Regions from separate parts of the Mus musculus genome. Here region 1 is linked to region 2. Evidence: chromatin loops called from intact Hi-C (ENCODE). Cell type or tissue: gastrocnemius. All regions are shown on one strand.

Region 1 (8,000 bases), 580 kb before region 2:
GGCTGGCTGGCATGCTGTATCCCTGGGATAATGTCAAATGTCTCCCCTCTCATCTTGCCATGGACTTAGAGAAGCATGCTGCCGTGTCTGTCTTTCACATGGCTCTATGGGCTACAAGGCCTCATGCAATACAGCAAGTGCTTTACTGTCAAGCCATCTCCCCACCCTTAGCTCCACTCTCATCTTAAGTGACCACTCTCCCATTGTTGACAGGTTCATGATGTCCAGCAATGACTGTTCTGTGGAAAAGCCAACTCCTGTCTTGTGGACTGTGTACCTGGCCTGACTGTGGACCGTTAACACAGACTATGAGAGGTGACGCAGAATCAAACAGCAGCCTATGAGACACTTCTCTGATCATTTAACTTGAACTTGATTCGATGGTAAAAGGAGATTAATCATTTCATGTAGTGAGGACTTCCACCCATTTATTCCGCAAACACTTTTTGATGCCCATCTACATTCTAAGCTGCTGTTCTGGGTCCTAGATTTATAACAACTGAGTCTTGCCCTTACAGAGGAAGAACAAGCAAACACAAAATGCAATCGGGAACTTCTGATCGGTGAAAACTCGAAAGAACTTATGGAGGTTAGTAGTATAAAGCTAGGGTAGTGGGGTGCTATGGTTTAAATGGCACAGGCTTCAGCGTTGAACGCTTCATCCCACGCTGGTGGGCTATTTTGGGAGCTAGTGGAAACCTTGGGAGACAGGGCATATCTAGGCTCAGTAGATCACTGGGAGCAGGTCTTTAAGGGTCATGCATGGTCTCCACCTTTTCTTGCAGCCTACTTCCAGCCCTCCCCTGCATGTTCCCGCTTCCATGGTGTTCAGCCTCATCTTAGACCTAAGTAATGGACCAAGAACTGAAGCTTCACAGCCTGAAGACAGGATAAATATCCCTCCATCCAATTGAGTACCTTGGTCAAAGCTATGGAAAGCTGATCAACACAGAGAGGTGTTTTCAATTGGTTGTTCAGGGTGACCTGTGTCAGGGGCTCCCATATAGCAAGCAGCCTGGAAGGATGCCGGAGGCTCACAGATGCTGCTGCTATGGAAGGAAGAGGACTGAGATACATTGGCCAGGAGAGGCTCTACATGCATAAGCCAAGGAAAGGTGTAACACAGTTGAGATTATGCTTGAGCACACGGGCACTGGGTGCCTCTGGGCCTCCCACAGATCAGGCTGCAGGTATCACTAGGATGCAGGGAATTATGGCAAAGTCTCACCACCATTGGAGTGCCAGCCTCTTTCTGAGAGGAGACACGCCTACTTCCCTTCCACCAAGGTGCTTAATCCCCAGTTAGAGATCAGCACCTTGCAGTGTCCTGTGTTTACTAAGATGTTGTTGGGTTTTTTTTAAACTATTTTAAAAGGAGCTGTGGGAGAAGAAAGAACAGCTGGGATGTACCAAAGGACAGACAGAGCCCGTTGATATTCTGCTCTAACATCTCCCTCAATCTGGTAACCCTTGAACACCTTGGTTTCTCACCTGTCAAGTACAGGTGCTAACAGCTTCCTCTAGATGAGAGGAGGTGCCAGATGCCTACATGCCTCAGCCTCTAGACTCTTCCTGGTGTGTGTGTGTGTGTGTGTGTGTGTGTGTGTGTGTGTGTGTTCTATCTAAGGAGGAAATAGTTCTATCATGATGAGATGAGGTAGTAGTGAAAAAAGCCCAATAGGAAAGACAGGTGGCACACTTTTGGTTGTAGGTAGTGGCAGTAGGGGGGATGGGGGGAAGATAGACACACAGAGAGATGAGAAAGAGAGACAGAGAGAAAGAACCCATTAGCAATGTCAGGTTTTGTTTATTGTTTTCATCCCAATGGTAATAAATCAATTTTGGGTTTGTCATTTTAATTAGTCTTCTCCCATCAGGGAAGTCAGGGCTGCTAAGTCCTGATAGGGAGCTGAAAAATCACCTGGAAACAGGAGTCCAGAATGTGCCTCAGCCCCAGCCTCCACGTGCTGGTGGGCTCTGTGCATAGAATGGACTCTGCATGCAATAGGGTGGCAAGGGCAGAGCTGTGTCCTCCCAAATGGGCTCGGCACAAGAGTCACCTCAGACTGTGGATTAGGGTTGAGTGCGAAGCTATCGGGATGGGAGGGAGGCTGAGTGTGTCTTTTTTCTGTTGTGGGGAAAGGAGCGGGGAGGGATCAATCTCCAAAGACATGTCTATGCAGTCAGAAGTGAAACAGAGGAAATAAAAGTCAGGGGTCTGCTACCCTCAAGGGTGAGGACAAGGGAAACTCGGGAAGGAAGGAGAATTGAAGCGCTCTTCCTCGGTGTTTCTTTCTCTGCCTTCTGCTTATCCCGAGCAATCCCACTGGCTGTGACACTCTGGGAAGAGTCAAAGGCCTTTGCAACCGTGCAGTGTAGGTGCTCTGACTGAGCTGGTGCAGCAGCCAACCGCGATGTCAGTAAAGGGCTTGCTTGCCTTATAAGCATGAGGATTAAGTTCAACCCCTCAGAGCCCATATAAAAAGCCAGGCATGGTGGTGTCTGCCTGCGATGTCTGCTGGAGAGGAGACAGGCAGAGTCCTGGGGATTGAGGAGATAGAGACAGGCAGACCCTGGGGTTTGGGAAGGTGGAAGCAGGCAGAACCACAGGTTTCCAGCACCAGCCAACCTTACCTCCCTGATAAGTTCCAGGCCAGTGAGATGTCTCAAAACCAGGTGTATGACATCAGAGGAATGACAGTGAGATCTGACCTCTCCAGACCCACACTCACACTGTTGTCTTAGCTTAAAGACCTGAACAGTAACGGAAGTGACTGTGAGCCTTCCAAACCCAAGCCTTAACAGTCACTAAAATCTGCATTGTCCCCTCAGCAACATCTATAATGACCATTGGCTCCCTCCTGCTGCTCAGATTTGTCTCTAACAGGATGACACGTGCATTTCCTTAACAACGTGCTTCTCTTAGTTCTTGTATTTGCTGTGTGTCTGCGGAGAAATCGCTCGCGTCTCTGGGCTTCAGTTCTTTGAACACACTGGGAGTATATATCTAGCCTATTTGATTGGCATGATTATTTTGAGGATCTGATGGTGTGTTCTAGACCAAACAACACACGTTTTCTTCCATATGTGGGTTCTTCGTGTGGCAGGCACATAGAACCATATATGTACTGATGATGTGAAAGTGGAGGTGAAAGTCTTTGGGGAGCAGAGAGGGGTTCACAGGAGTGAGAAGGCAAGAAACACTGCAGGCAGCAGGTGTTGAATTGTCCCAGAGGTCCAGTTTCCTCATCTATGTGACTCCAGGGCTGGCTGCAGACATGCTGACCTCCCCCATCTCTGTCGGCACAGGGCACATGTCGGCCTACCCCTCCTTGTTCACTTCTGTGCATCCCTCTGACCATGGATTCTGACAGGACTGTATCTGGGTATCCATCCTTTTCCATTTCTCCTGTTGAACCAGGAAGTAGATTCTCCCCAGCTGGAAAGCGCTTCCTTTCTCTTTTCAGGAAGTGGCCTGAACTCAATCTCTTCACCCCTTTCACTCTCATGGCTAATTCTAGAAGGATCCTGAATGTGCGCACCTCCGTGGGGTAAAGGCGGTCCATAAGGACGCCCTTTAACTCCTCTGACTACCAGATTGTGGGCTCACTGGGGCCCCTGGCCTGCCTGACGGGTCCTTTCAACCTTCCTCCGAGGGCCAGTCTGTGACTGCACAGAAGAGGGCGCTCTTGTGCAGAGCCGGGACTGGCTTGCCGGGAGGAGTTTCCCGGTTCCTGTTAAGCCTGTGACCTCTGCTGAGGATATTAGATAAAAGGGATCATCACCACTGCCTGCATGTTCTGCAAAATGCAGACAAAACCCGCCAAACTGATAAAATGTTAGGGAACGCCTGGCGAGGCGGAAGGCTGCTCTCCCATCTTCCTGTCCTCCAATGGTCTGAGAGGATGCGGCCAGCTTTTATCAGCTTCCTCCCCTTCCAGCACGCTCACCTCTGTGAAAACCATCAAAGAATGGGGATAAAAACAGTCGTGTGTTTGTTCCAGAGTCTGAGGACTGCTCTCGCTGTTTTGGAAATTACTTACCAGGAACTCATTTTGTCAAACAGACATTTACTGAAAGCCGGGTGTTCAGCTTTTTGACACTTTCAGGAGCAGGCTTCAAGCTCCTTCCTTGCCTGGGCTCTGCTTCCCTCTCTAGTCTAGTTTCCCGATAATTGCCTGTGCGCTGGTTCTTCCCGCCTCCGGCTTTATTGTCACATTCCCATTTTGCTAGAATTATTTTTCTGGCTCCTTTTTTTATTATAATCTTCAGAGCTCAGCATAAATGTCATGTTCTCAAAGATTTTCCCGGGTGTATGCAGTATTCAGAGTTCCACGGATAGGGAAAACAAGAGGAAATGGACAGAGGGATGGAAGATAGACTGATAGACTTATATGATATTGGCATACATTCAAGATATATATGCTATATACAGATAAATTAGTATTGACATGTTCAAGATACATTGAGTGTATGTTCCAGGAATAATATGAAAATACACACACGGTAAAGAGATAGGTTATTTATTTGTGTCTCTTTCTCTCCATAAATGTGTGTGTGTGTGTGTGTGTGTGTGTGTGTGTGTGTGTGTGTGTTGTACTTACAGAGGCTAAATCCTAATGTACACAGGAGGCAAACTGGAAACCCTGGAGAACCGACGGTGTGCTTCTGGCCCAGCTGTTATTGTCTATTCTCATCAATATTCAGAGACTGATTTCCCAGCTGATTTCAAAGAGGCCGAGGGAAAGGGAAAAGGGGAGGGAGAGAGAGAGGAGAGGGAGAGGTAGGGAGGAGGGAGAGGGAGGGGGAGAGACAGACAGGGAGACAGAGACGGGGGGTGAGAAACAGAGAGACAGAGAGAGACAGAGAATGCTCCCTTCCCCAGCTTTTGTGTTCTGCTCAGACTGTCCATAGGTTGAATGAGGCTCTGCTCCATTTGTAATCTGTTAACTCATGCTAGTGATTCAGGCTCAGTTGTTAAAGGTGCTCCACGGTACAGTGGTGACCCGAGTTTGAGAGCCTAGACTGACATGGTGAAAGAAGAGAACTGACTCCTCTGGCCTTCATATACACACCAAATTAATAAGTTTCTCTCTCTATCCCCGGAGCTTAGGAAACCACAACTCTTCCAGTATACATTTGAACAAAATAAATACAGATTTTAAAGAGAAGGGAGAAGTAAAAGGCAAGCTTTATTTTGTTTGTTTGTTTGTTTGTTCTGATCTGTTCTGTTCTGCCTAAAGTGTTGAGGACCAAACCCAGTCCTCACATTTGCTAGACCAGTGATCTACCACTGAACTACACTCCCAGCCCTGGGTACTATTAATAGATGCTTATGACAATGTGAAGAACAATAGCCCTACTCTTTCTGGAAGTTAGGAAAGGCTTTGAAGTGAGGCATTAGAACCGTGGATGGCAAGCCCAGCAGACAATGGAGCACGATGGAATAGGAGCAAGATTTGAAGAACAGGCCAAACAGTGTGGGCTATTGTATGAGCTTTGGGGATTGATGTTTGCATAAGTGGTTGGAAAGTTAGGGCGCTGGACAACGAACCCTGACTGAGAGAGTCTTGCCTACAGCTGCAGATTTTACTCAACTCATTAGAAACTGGGATGTCAGTAGAAGGCTTGAAATAGAGCCATTCATTTTAGCAGAGAAGACAGAGCCTGGCACGAAGGAACCCATTGAGAAGCACTTATTCATTGAGAGACAGAAGATGAAAGAGTATCAGAGCCTTCAGCATGACCAACCAGGCTCCGACACAGACAGAGCCCCAGCCCTTCCCCAGGTAGGTAGACTTTCTGGGAGCTGATAGCTTGGTGGTGATCTGAAAGGAGTCAGTGTCTTCATCTAGCAGTACATAGCCTCAAGGAACCAGAAATCATTGAATAGCGCAGTGTATGGGGTGGAAAGGCAGGCACAGGCGAGATGGACAACCGATATTCCGTCACAAAGACAGGATGAGATGTAAAGACAGAACTGGTACCTCCTCCGCTGAGGAAGAAGGAATCATCTGAAGTAGGGACACTGCTTCAAGGGAGCTGTTAGAGGTACTGAGAAGGTTCTAGAAGAGTGAGGGACTTGGAGATATCTCTCAGGTAGAATATGTGAGACATAGTAATTGGATATGGGGTCAGAAAATTGAAAGATCAGGGCCTTAAGTACGACTCTCCCTAGGATTTATAAAAAAGAAGCAAGAGGTCTAGTGGATTAGAAGTATTTGAAGATCATCCTTTAAATAGAATTGTTCCATCACCCACTTCACCCCAGCACCGTGTGGTCAGCCCACCGATATTCACATAGTGAGACTTTTCAACTAAGCGGACTTCAGAGGATCTATCTAATTCCCTCTCCCAAGCATTTGTCACATTGAAGCATAGCTTTTCATGATGACAGCAGGCAGTGAAGAGATCACCCCATCCTTAGCCTTACCCTGACGATGCTCCTCCTTATCCGAGCCTCTGGCTGTTCTTTGATGGATACTTGTTGCACAGGTCCCGCTAGCAATTTACAGAGCACTTCCTCTTGATACAGTCAGTGGACAGGAGCCATGGAGACCAGAGGGTTGTCAGGTGGCGGTGAGCATGGTACAGCTCCTCCCCTCGCCCCTACAACTGAAGCAAACTGAAACAAAAAGAACACACATTCACAGAAACGTGAGCAGTCTCAAAGACACTTTTCCAAAATGTCAGGAGAATAATGGCCCAAGGGCCCAGTGTCAGCTGACACTGAACATCCAATATTTGTTGCTGATAATTACTTTTTTTTTATATTTTAAGTTCATCATTTCTCTTTTCCCTTTGTTGCCTCTAAACCTTCCCATGTAGCCCTCCTTGCTCTTTCTTCAAATTTGTGACCTCCCTTTTCATTAACTGTTGTTACATGTATGTATATGTATAAACACACATATTCCTAACATAACCTGTTTAGTCCATATAATGAAGATGTATGTATGTGCTTTCAAGGCTGACCACCTGGTATGGGATAACCAGTCAGTATGCTCTCCCTGGGGAAGACTGTTTCTCCCACTCTCGGCATTCCCTAGTTGCCTGCAGTTCTTGGTGTAGGGTTGAGGTCTGTGTGCTTCCCTTGTCCAGATCAGTCTGTCTTCTATTGTCACCCTTGTTTAATTCACACTTAGGGAAGCATGATGAGACTTTCTAGGTGCAGCTTCTCGGATCCTCTGTTGGCTCTTACTATCTTCCTATGCTTTCTTCTTCAGTGTCCCCGAGCCTTTGGTAGGGGAGCTTTATTGTAGATAGATATCAGTTGAGACTAGGCTCCATAATGCTGCATTTTTTTATTGTGATTTTTTTCTCTAAGAGTCTTAGTCTGTTGCAGAGCTATTTTTTTCTTATTTATTTATTTATTTATTTAGGTTTTTTCGAGACAGGGTTTCTCAGTGTAGTCCTGGCTGTCCTGGAACTCACTCTGTAGACCAGGCTGGCCTTGAACTCAGAAATCTGCCTGCCTCTGCCTCCCAAGTGCTGGGATTAAAGGCATGCGCCACCACGCCCGGCAAGATATATTTTTTTTCCTTGATGAGGGTGAGGACTACACTTATCCATGCATATAACGACAAATATTTAGGATGTAGTTGGGGACTTTGCTGGTTTAAAAAAGTGGTGGTTGTGGGTTATCCTCCAAAATCCATGACTTCATGAGCCCTGGGTAGTTAGCTGGGTTTTCAGAACTAGGGATGATTTATCTCCTGTTGAGCAGGTCTTAAGTCCAATTAGATAGTTTTTAGTTAACATGCAGAAATGTACACCTTTAGGGCTATTGTAATATGCTCATTGCTATTGTACTCTGAGTATCTTCATAATCTCATTGCATATGTGGTTTGGGGCCACCATGTGTTTTAGTTGCATATTTATGGGTAAATGTATGTATAACATAGTGAAATTTATGTAATAGGAACAGCTGTCCATCATTAGCTGCCCGCCCCCCTCCAAGGTCCAACGGGAGGAACTGCTTGCTAACACCCTGTGCTGTTTCC
Region 2 (8,000 bases):
TTGGCTTGGGAGAATGCAGGAATAGAGCCATAGCTATGATACAAATGTCGACAAGAATCCATTCGTTTATGATTTCACTTATTCATAAGTCAGCCAGGGGTTATCAAATAGCTGAATACATGTCAAGGCTAAAACTCAGGAACAGGAGCTATAAGTAGATAGATGGATAGATAGATAGATAGATAGATAGATAGATAGATAGATAGATAGATAGATGAGATAAGAGAGAGATAGTGCATACATAGATACATAGATTATGGATAGACAGATAATAAATAGATGGATAGAGGATGGATACATAAATACATGGATGGATAGATAGGTGGTAGATAGATAGATAGATAGATAGATAGATAGATAGATAGATAGATGGTGTATACATAGATAGATTATGGATAGAGAGAGAGATAGAAAGAAAGAGATAGAGAGATATAGAGAGAGATAGGTAGATAGATGACAGATAGATAGATAGATAGATAGATAGATAGATAATAGATGGATAGAGGATGGATACATAGATACATAAATACATAGATGGATAGATAGATGATAGATTATGGGTAGATTATTTATAGATAGATAGATAGATAGATAGATAGATAGATAGATAATAGATGGATAGAGGATGGATACATAGATACATAAATACATAGATGGATAGATAGATGATAGATTATGGGTAGATTATTTATAGATAGATAGATAGATAGATAGATAGATAGATAGATAGATAGATAGATAGATAGATTATGGATAGATAGAGGATGGATACATAGATACATAAATACATAGATGGATAGATGATAGATTATGGATAGATAGATAGATAGATAGATAGATAGATAGATAGATAGAGGATGGATACATAAATACATAGATGGATAGATAAATGATAGATTATGGATAGATAGATAGATAGATAGATAGATAGATAGATAGATAGATAGATAGATAGAGGCAGAGCAAGCACAGTCCCTAGCAGAAGGAAATCAATCTAGTTGAGGTGTAAGATGAACAGACAAATACAATGTGATGAGTTCATGTCTGACCCTGAGTCAGGCACGGGGCACTGAGGAATCCCCAGCTATTTGGGGACAATGCCACCACCTTCTGAGAAAGCCTGCTCTGATCTGAGCTTACCTCCTGCAGCAGCCTGGCCACTCAGTGAGAAGGGCAAGGATTCCCAGGAGGGAGCCTGTCTTAAGCCCACTCAGGGTCACACTTGTGGCCCTCAGTGGCCTGTCACTCTCACATGGCAGTGGTCCATCCCTCTCACGTGGCACTCTAGGTTCTACAGAAGCTTCTGTCGTGCCCTCTCCTCACTTCAAACAAATTAACTTACAGAAAAGTAAACGTATTTGTCTGCAAAGAAAATCCAGATGCTGCTCCCAACGGTCAAAGTTCCAAGGTCAGATCAAATAAGCAAGTCTGAACTTCAGAGAGACACAGCTCAGTGCAAGGACGGCTCATCCACTATCGCCAAGGCCCTGAGGAGCTCTCTGTACCCCTGACCCTTCCTAGCCTCCTATAGATATCCATGACAGAAATACATTTCCCTGAGGCCAGCCTTCAATGGATCTATTTCCTGTTGATAGTAGAACAATAAACCCTTCAAACACTAGGTGTCAGGGACACTCTTGTTTCTGATCTGTAGACCCAGGCTCTGCCTGGGTAACTAGCATTCCTAGTAGTGTTCAGGTGACACGGATATGGTTAGCACTGATGTCACTGTAGGACACAGGTCCCTTTTACACATTCTAGCTCTTGTCATAGACAATTAACAATGCAGAGAGGAAGTGACTCACTAGACAATTCACTGGAGTGGAAGTTTCGGTCAATAACTGGCCAGGTCAACCCTGACTCTATACCAGGAACGCGCAGTAAGCATCTACCTCTCTGAGACAGAACATGGGATGATTGGACACCACCCAGAAAGTCCAGCTAAAATTGATCAAAGACACTACTTGGGCCAACGGCATGTTCATTTTCCTATGAGTAGCAAAGTGTGGGGAAGGCATCTGTTGGCCTCTTCTTTGCAGACCTTGACTGCCTTGAACAACAGGATTATCATTCCTCAGCTGGCCAGACTACCTTTCTGCCAGCCCGCGCCATCTTGAACACTCTCCACATTAAGTCGAGAACACATGAGCCTAGCCTACTGTGTGATTCTCGAAGGCACAGCCTCAGCAGGGACTATTTGAAATAGTTTATTCCTGGCCTTTGATATCATGACCACCTATGAACTCTAGCCTACCCTGAGCAGAGAGGGGAACGCCTCCTCCGACAGTCTAGCTGATGAACTGCTATGACAGGGCTAAGAAAGAAGGCTGGGATGGATCTAAAACGCAAACCTCAGTGACTGTCACTGATGTTCAGAAGCCAGGCTGTGATCAACTCAAACAAACATCTGTGATAGGTAAAAACCAGCTGTGACTGGTCCAGAGTGGCTGTAATCAGTTCAAAACTCTTTCCTGGGCTATATAAGCAGATTGCTAATGCCCGGTTGGTTATTTCGCTAGGAGACACTCACTGCTGCTGCCTGCCTTGGTGTTAAAGCTTTAGCCTAATGAATCTCTAGGATGCTTTTCTCTTGCTTACTTCCAGTAGCGTGGGCTGAGCTGGTAACAAGAAGAAAGATGGCTGAGTATGGTGGCAACATCAGAAGAGAAGTGACCCAGAAAGCCAGGGAGCTGGCATGGCAGCCGTGAAAGCAACATGGCAGCCAGCTGCATCTCAGCTGAAGACACAGCAGGTTCCCAGCTCCCAAGGGGCCTGCCTGATCAGGTGCCCCAGTCAGTCCTGGTAGAGTTTGTTACTCCCAAGTTACTCCAGTCTAACTGGGTTATGGAAGGAGCCAAGTGGTCGGCCAAACAGCCCAGGAGCAATCACGGCAGGAAGTAGACATCAGAAATAGACATGAAGTCACAATGTGCCCTAGCTGCAAACACAGCAAGGCCAGCTTAGCTGACCGACGGCTAAAGAAGAGGCAGTTGAGCCATTGAAGTAAGGCAGGGTAGGATAAAGGTTGGCAGAACTGGACTGCTGACAAGAGAGCCGAGAGTAAAGAGGAATAGAAAGCCAGAAAAGAGAAACTGCATGGCATGATCTCCGGATTCCCAGAGTGCCATGGCTCTCATACCTCAGGCTCAGAGTTCTATCATAGGTCACTGCCAAAGGCTAAGGGTGCCAAGAGCCTAAGGCCTACAGCAAATCTGTAACACTTGTGATCCTAAATGCTGATGCGCAAGAGGCCCATATGGGGACCTAACACTAGAGGGCGCCACTTGCTACCACTTCTGGCTGCCTACTGCTGCTGCTCCCTGAGAACATCCAGAGAGGGCACTTGAAGAGCTGCTTCTTGTCTACACAAGATTCCTACCCAGGGGGGGCTAAGGACCCTCAGCCAGAAGGTTGCAACGGGATGGAATGGGAAAAGGCTGTGTTCTGAGTTAGAAGCCAGAAAGCAAGCGAGACTCTACATGGAAACCTGTGGACCCGCAGCTCTGAAGAAGTGGCTTTGGGAGACACGTCAGGGAATACCTCATTTAAGGGGCACCTCAGGCACACTGTATCTTTTCACCTTTTGGGTTTAGGCTGGTCTTCCTTAGGCTGGCTATTTGACAAGACCATGATGGTGACTTACGTCGCTTTAGAAAGTATTCTTACTCCTGTCATAAAAGAATGAGAAGCCCAAGTCTGGGAACTAGAGAACCAACTGTAGGTAGGAAACAGGCGTAGAACCAAGGGTGAGAGTGTGACAGACCTTCCAGAAGCCGAGATCTCGGAGTCTTTCTGGGAATGGTGCCCCCGTCCCCGCCCTTGCCCCGCCCCCACCCCACCCTGCACCCCCAGCATCCCTGAATTCACCTCTCCCCTGGACATGGACTATAACTGACAGTGATATTACCAGAGTGGTAAAGAACCAGTTTGCTTGTTGTTTCAAATATTTAATCATCTGGACCTTGGTGCTTTTGTATTTAGTTACTTTTCTCATTGCTACAGCACCCTTGACAAGGAACAAGTCGAGGAGGGAAGGATTTATTCAGACTCACAGTTGGTCAGGGAATAGACCATCATGGCCAGGAAGAACAGAATGGCTGCCACTACACACCTTTTCAATAGACGTGCACATAAAGTGCACATACAGGTGAATAAGTCATGACTTGCCCATACCTTTGTGCCATTTGTCATTGAAACAAAATAAAGAGCTGTGTACGAGAGTTCAAATCCCCATACTGCACAAACACCTACACTATTAGAGTTAACATGAAATGTGGCTATGGTCTCTGCTTGTCCGCATCTGGGCAGGCTTTCTCTTGGCATTTCTCACGGGTGATGCCCGAATGTTGTGTTTTATTTTGATAACACCAGCAGCAGAGAAACCCATTTTACAAAAGCACTTTCACAATAGGATCACGTGACTTTCAAGGGTGTCTTAGTGAGCACCATTTCTTTTTTATTTCCAATTTTTTTATTAGGTATTTACTTCATTTACATTTCAAATGCTATCCTGAAAGTCCCCTATACCCTCCCCCCCTTTGCTCCCTTACCCACCCACTCCCACTTCTTGGCCCTGGTGTTTCCCCTGTACTGGAGATAAAGTTTGCAAGATTGTACTGGCTGGTTTTGTGTGTCAACTTGACCCAGGCTGGAGTTATCACAGAGAAAGGAGCTTCAGTTGGGGAAATGCCTCCATGAGATCCAACTGTAAGGCATTTTCTCAATTAGTGATCAAGGGGGAAAGGCCCTTTGTGGGTGGGACCATCCCTGGGCTGGTAGTCTTGGGTTTATAAGAGAGCATGTTGAGCAAGCCAGGGGAAGCAAGCCAGTAAAGAACATCCCTCCATGGCTTCTGCATCAGCTCCTGCTTTCTGACCTGCTTGAGTTCCAGTTCTGACTTCCTTGGTGATGAACAGCAGTATGGAATTGTAAGCTGAATAAACCCTTTCCTCCCCAACTTGCTTCTTGGTCATGATGTTTTGTCCAGGAATAGAAACCCTGACTAAGACACAAGACCAAGGGGCCTCTCTTCCCAATGATGGCCAACTAGACCATCTTCTGCTACATATGCAGCTAGAGACACAATCTCTGGGGGTACTGGTTAGTTCATAATGTTGTTCCACCTATAGGGTTGCAGACCCCTTCAGCTCCTTGGGTACTTTCTCTAGCTCCTCCATTGGGGGACCTGTGTTCCATCCAGTAGCTGACTGTGAGCATCTACTTCTGTGTTTGCCAGGCACCGGCATAGCCTCACCAGAGACAGCTATATCAGGGTCCTTTCAGCAAAATCTTGCTGGCGTGTGCAATAGTGTCTGCGTTTGGTGGCTGATTATGGGATGGACCACCGGGTGGGGCAGTCTCTGGATGGTCCATCCTTTCATCTCAGCTCCAAACTTTTTCTCTGTAACTCCTTCCATGGATGTTTTGTTCCCAGTTCTAAGAAGAGGTGAAGAGTCCACACTTTGGTCTTCGTTCTTCTTGAGTTTCATGAGTTTCAAAAATTGTATCTTATATCTTGGGTATTCTAAGTATCTGGGCTAATATCCACTTAGCAAGTGCATATCATGTGAGTTCTTTTGTGATTGGGTTATCTCACTCAGGATGATGCCTTCCAGATCCATCCATTTGCCTAGGAATTTCATAAATTCATTCATTTTAATAGCTGAGTAGTACTCCATTGTGTAAATGTATCACATTTTCTGTATCCATTCCTCTGTTGAGGGGCATCTGGGTTCTTTCCAGCTTCTGGCTATTATAAATAAGGCTGCTATGAACATAGTGGAGCATGTGTCCTTATTACAAGTTGGAACATCTTCTGGATATATGCCCAGAAGAGTTATTACCTCCGGTAGTACCATGTCCAATTTTCTGAGGAACCGCCAGACTGATTTCCAGAGTGGTTGTACAAGCGTGCAATCCCACCAGCAATGGAGGAGTGTTCCTCTTTCTCCACATCCTCGCCAGCATCTGGTGTCACATGAATTTTTGATCTTAGTTATTCTGACTGGTGTGAGGTGGAATCTCAGGGTTGTTTTGATTTGTGAGCACAATTTCTTAATGTTCGACCTTTATCCAAAGTGAAGACAACACAGCAGTTTGTTTTTAATATTTGTTTCCAACATTGTAATTTCAATCTCTTATTGTGTCACCCGAGGATTTTTTTTTCTCCTGTGACGTTAGAGATGAAATGATTTCTCAATTAAAGAAATGGACGTGAGAGGAAAAATATTTATTCTTTTAATGAGCAATACTATGATAATATTCTATCAAAGTTCATAAAGTGAGACAGGTAGGGGATGCATACCTGTAACCCCAGAATTCAGAGGCCAGGCCCAGGACACATCAGGAGAACTCAGCTGAGACAGCCAACAGCAGAAACAACAACAAAGAATCCATATGGCCTTGCCTGATAACCTTTTGCATTTTTGGAATGTCAAGATTGTGATTTATTTGATAATTGTTGCGAAACCACAGGCCATGTCATAGCAATCTGTAGAAACTGCTCTTCCCGGCTTTTAACTCTTGTCTTCGCCTTTGATCTCGGCTGCCACTGGAAGGCTGTCCCTCTTCCCACAGACGTATTATGGTTGTTATAATATCACACACAGCCGGCAGATGAGCACACCTTATTCCCCCACTTCACCTCTTCACAAAGATAAGCTTTGACAGCTTTCTTATCTCAGAGAACTCTGGACCAAGCCTTCTCAACTTGTCTTCATGATCATTGTGCTGTGATACACAATGAATTCTTCCATTTTTTAATCCCAATAAATAAATTTTATTTATTAAATTACAATAAGAATCACAATAAACTTTAAAAAATATAGAATGTAGTTCATTATTTTTTACTTTATTTGAAATTTTGTCTAGTAGTTCTATTCATAGCAAAATTTTCTCCAAAAAAAGAAATTGTTTTCATTCTGGCTCAGGGTCCTTGAATCTAGTAGCCAGAATGGTTTCTTTTCATTGCAGTTGTGACCTGAGAATCCACTTCTACGTAAAACTTAAACTTTAAACTATACTTAATAGCTCATCAGAAGTATATACAGTTGGCTGTTGTATACAGTTGGCTGTAACTACAAATGTCAACAATGAAGCTGAAATAGATTTTGGAAAAATTTTGCCAGGTTTCTCTTCTTTGAGTTGGTCTTTTAGGTCCCATCCAGTTTATAACTGCACTGAGCACAGCTCCTTTCCTAGGTGGTAATGTAGACACTGCCTTGTTACAGATTTATAGAGCACTGTCAAGCAAAGATCTCAGAAACAGCACTAATCATCCATGGGTCCCAATGTCAGTGACATGAACTTTATGCATAAAGCGTGGACTCTTTCTGGCTTCCATGTTCTGAATTCAGTAAATTTTTCAAGAATTCTCTTGAATTTGACCTTTTCTTTCTGTGTGTTTTCTATATAAATACCAATTACAGTTTTGGTAGTTTTTCTTTTTCAGTCACTAGTACTGCTCTGAAAATAAAATCCAACAATATATAAAAATTGTAACCAATGAAAGGATCCCAAGAGTGGAAAATTGAGTCAATATCCTAAATGCATAGAATAAATAAATAAATAAAAACTCACACACTTATTCCAACAAATGTAGAAAGGACATTTGACAACTTCTACTCACTCTTGGTAAATACTATCATCAAAGGAAGACCTTCCCATACTTGATTTAAAAAATAATAAGATTTAAAAAATAACTAACAGCTAATAATGTGCCTGACACACAAAGGCTGTCCTTCAAAATTCCTGTGTTGATCTAGGTAAGGTGGTTCATGCCCAAAATCCTAGATAGCCAGGAGGCTGAGAAAGGAGAGTCACAAATTCAATTTCTACCAGCCCCGCATGGTGAGTTCAAAGCCAGCCTGGGCAACTTAGTGGGACTCTATCTCAAACAAACAAACGAAAACAAAGAACTGTGGATATAGCTCACCGAGGGCTCACTTACCTAGCATGTGGAAGGCCCTGTGATCACTAACAAACATGCACTCCAGGGAGGG

The links. A loop is a pair of places that touch in the nucleus more often than their neighbours do. Peaks named below come from ENCODE experiments on the same cell type or tissue, not always from the same donor. Only the 100,000 strongest peaks of a DNase experiment are listed, where the experiment ranks them.
Region 1: a loop joins it to region 2, with 3 times the contacts of the local background. A loop is called at or near these places in 2 of 42 quality-filtered maps.

Annotation. Positions count from the first base shown.
Region 1 is chr1:184,231,478-184,239,477 of GRCm38, reverse strand. No RefSeq gene overlaps it. Among named protein-coding and RNA genes, the nearest start is that of Gm34177, 94 kb to the left of the region's middle. In gastrocnemius, no CTCF peak of the experiment used is centred here; a DNase peak (open chromatin) is centred at 3,673; H3K4me3 peaks cover 640 bases; H3K27ac peaks cover 773 bases.
Region 2 is chr1:183,652,530-183,660,529 of GRCm38, reverse strand. All of the region lies in intron 2 of Gm39724 (a long non-coding RNA gene), which reads right to left. Among named protein-coding and RNA genes, the nearest start is that of Gm39724, 25 kb to the right of the region's middle. In gastrocnemius, a CTCF peak has its summit at 3,258 (motif pointing right); DNase peaks (open chromatin) are centred at 2,773 and 3,291.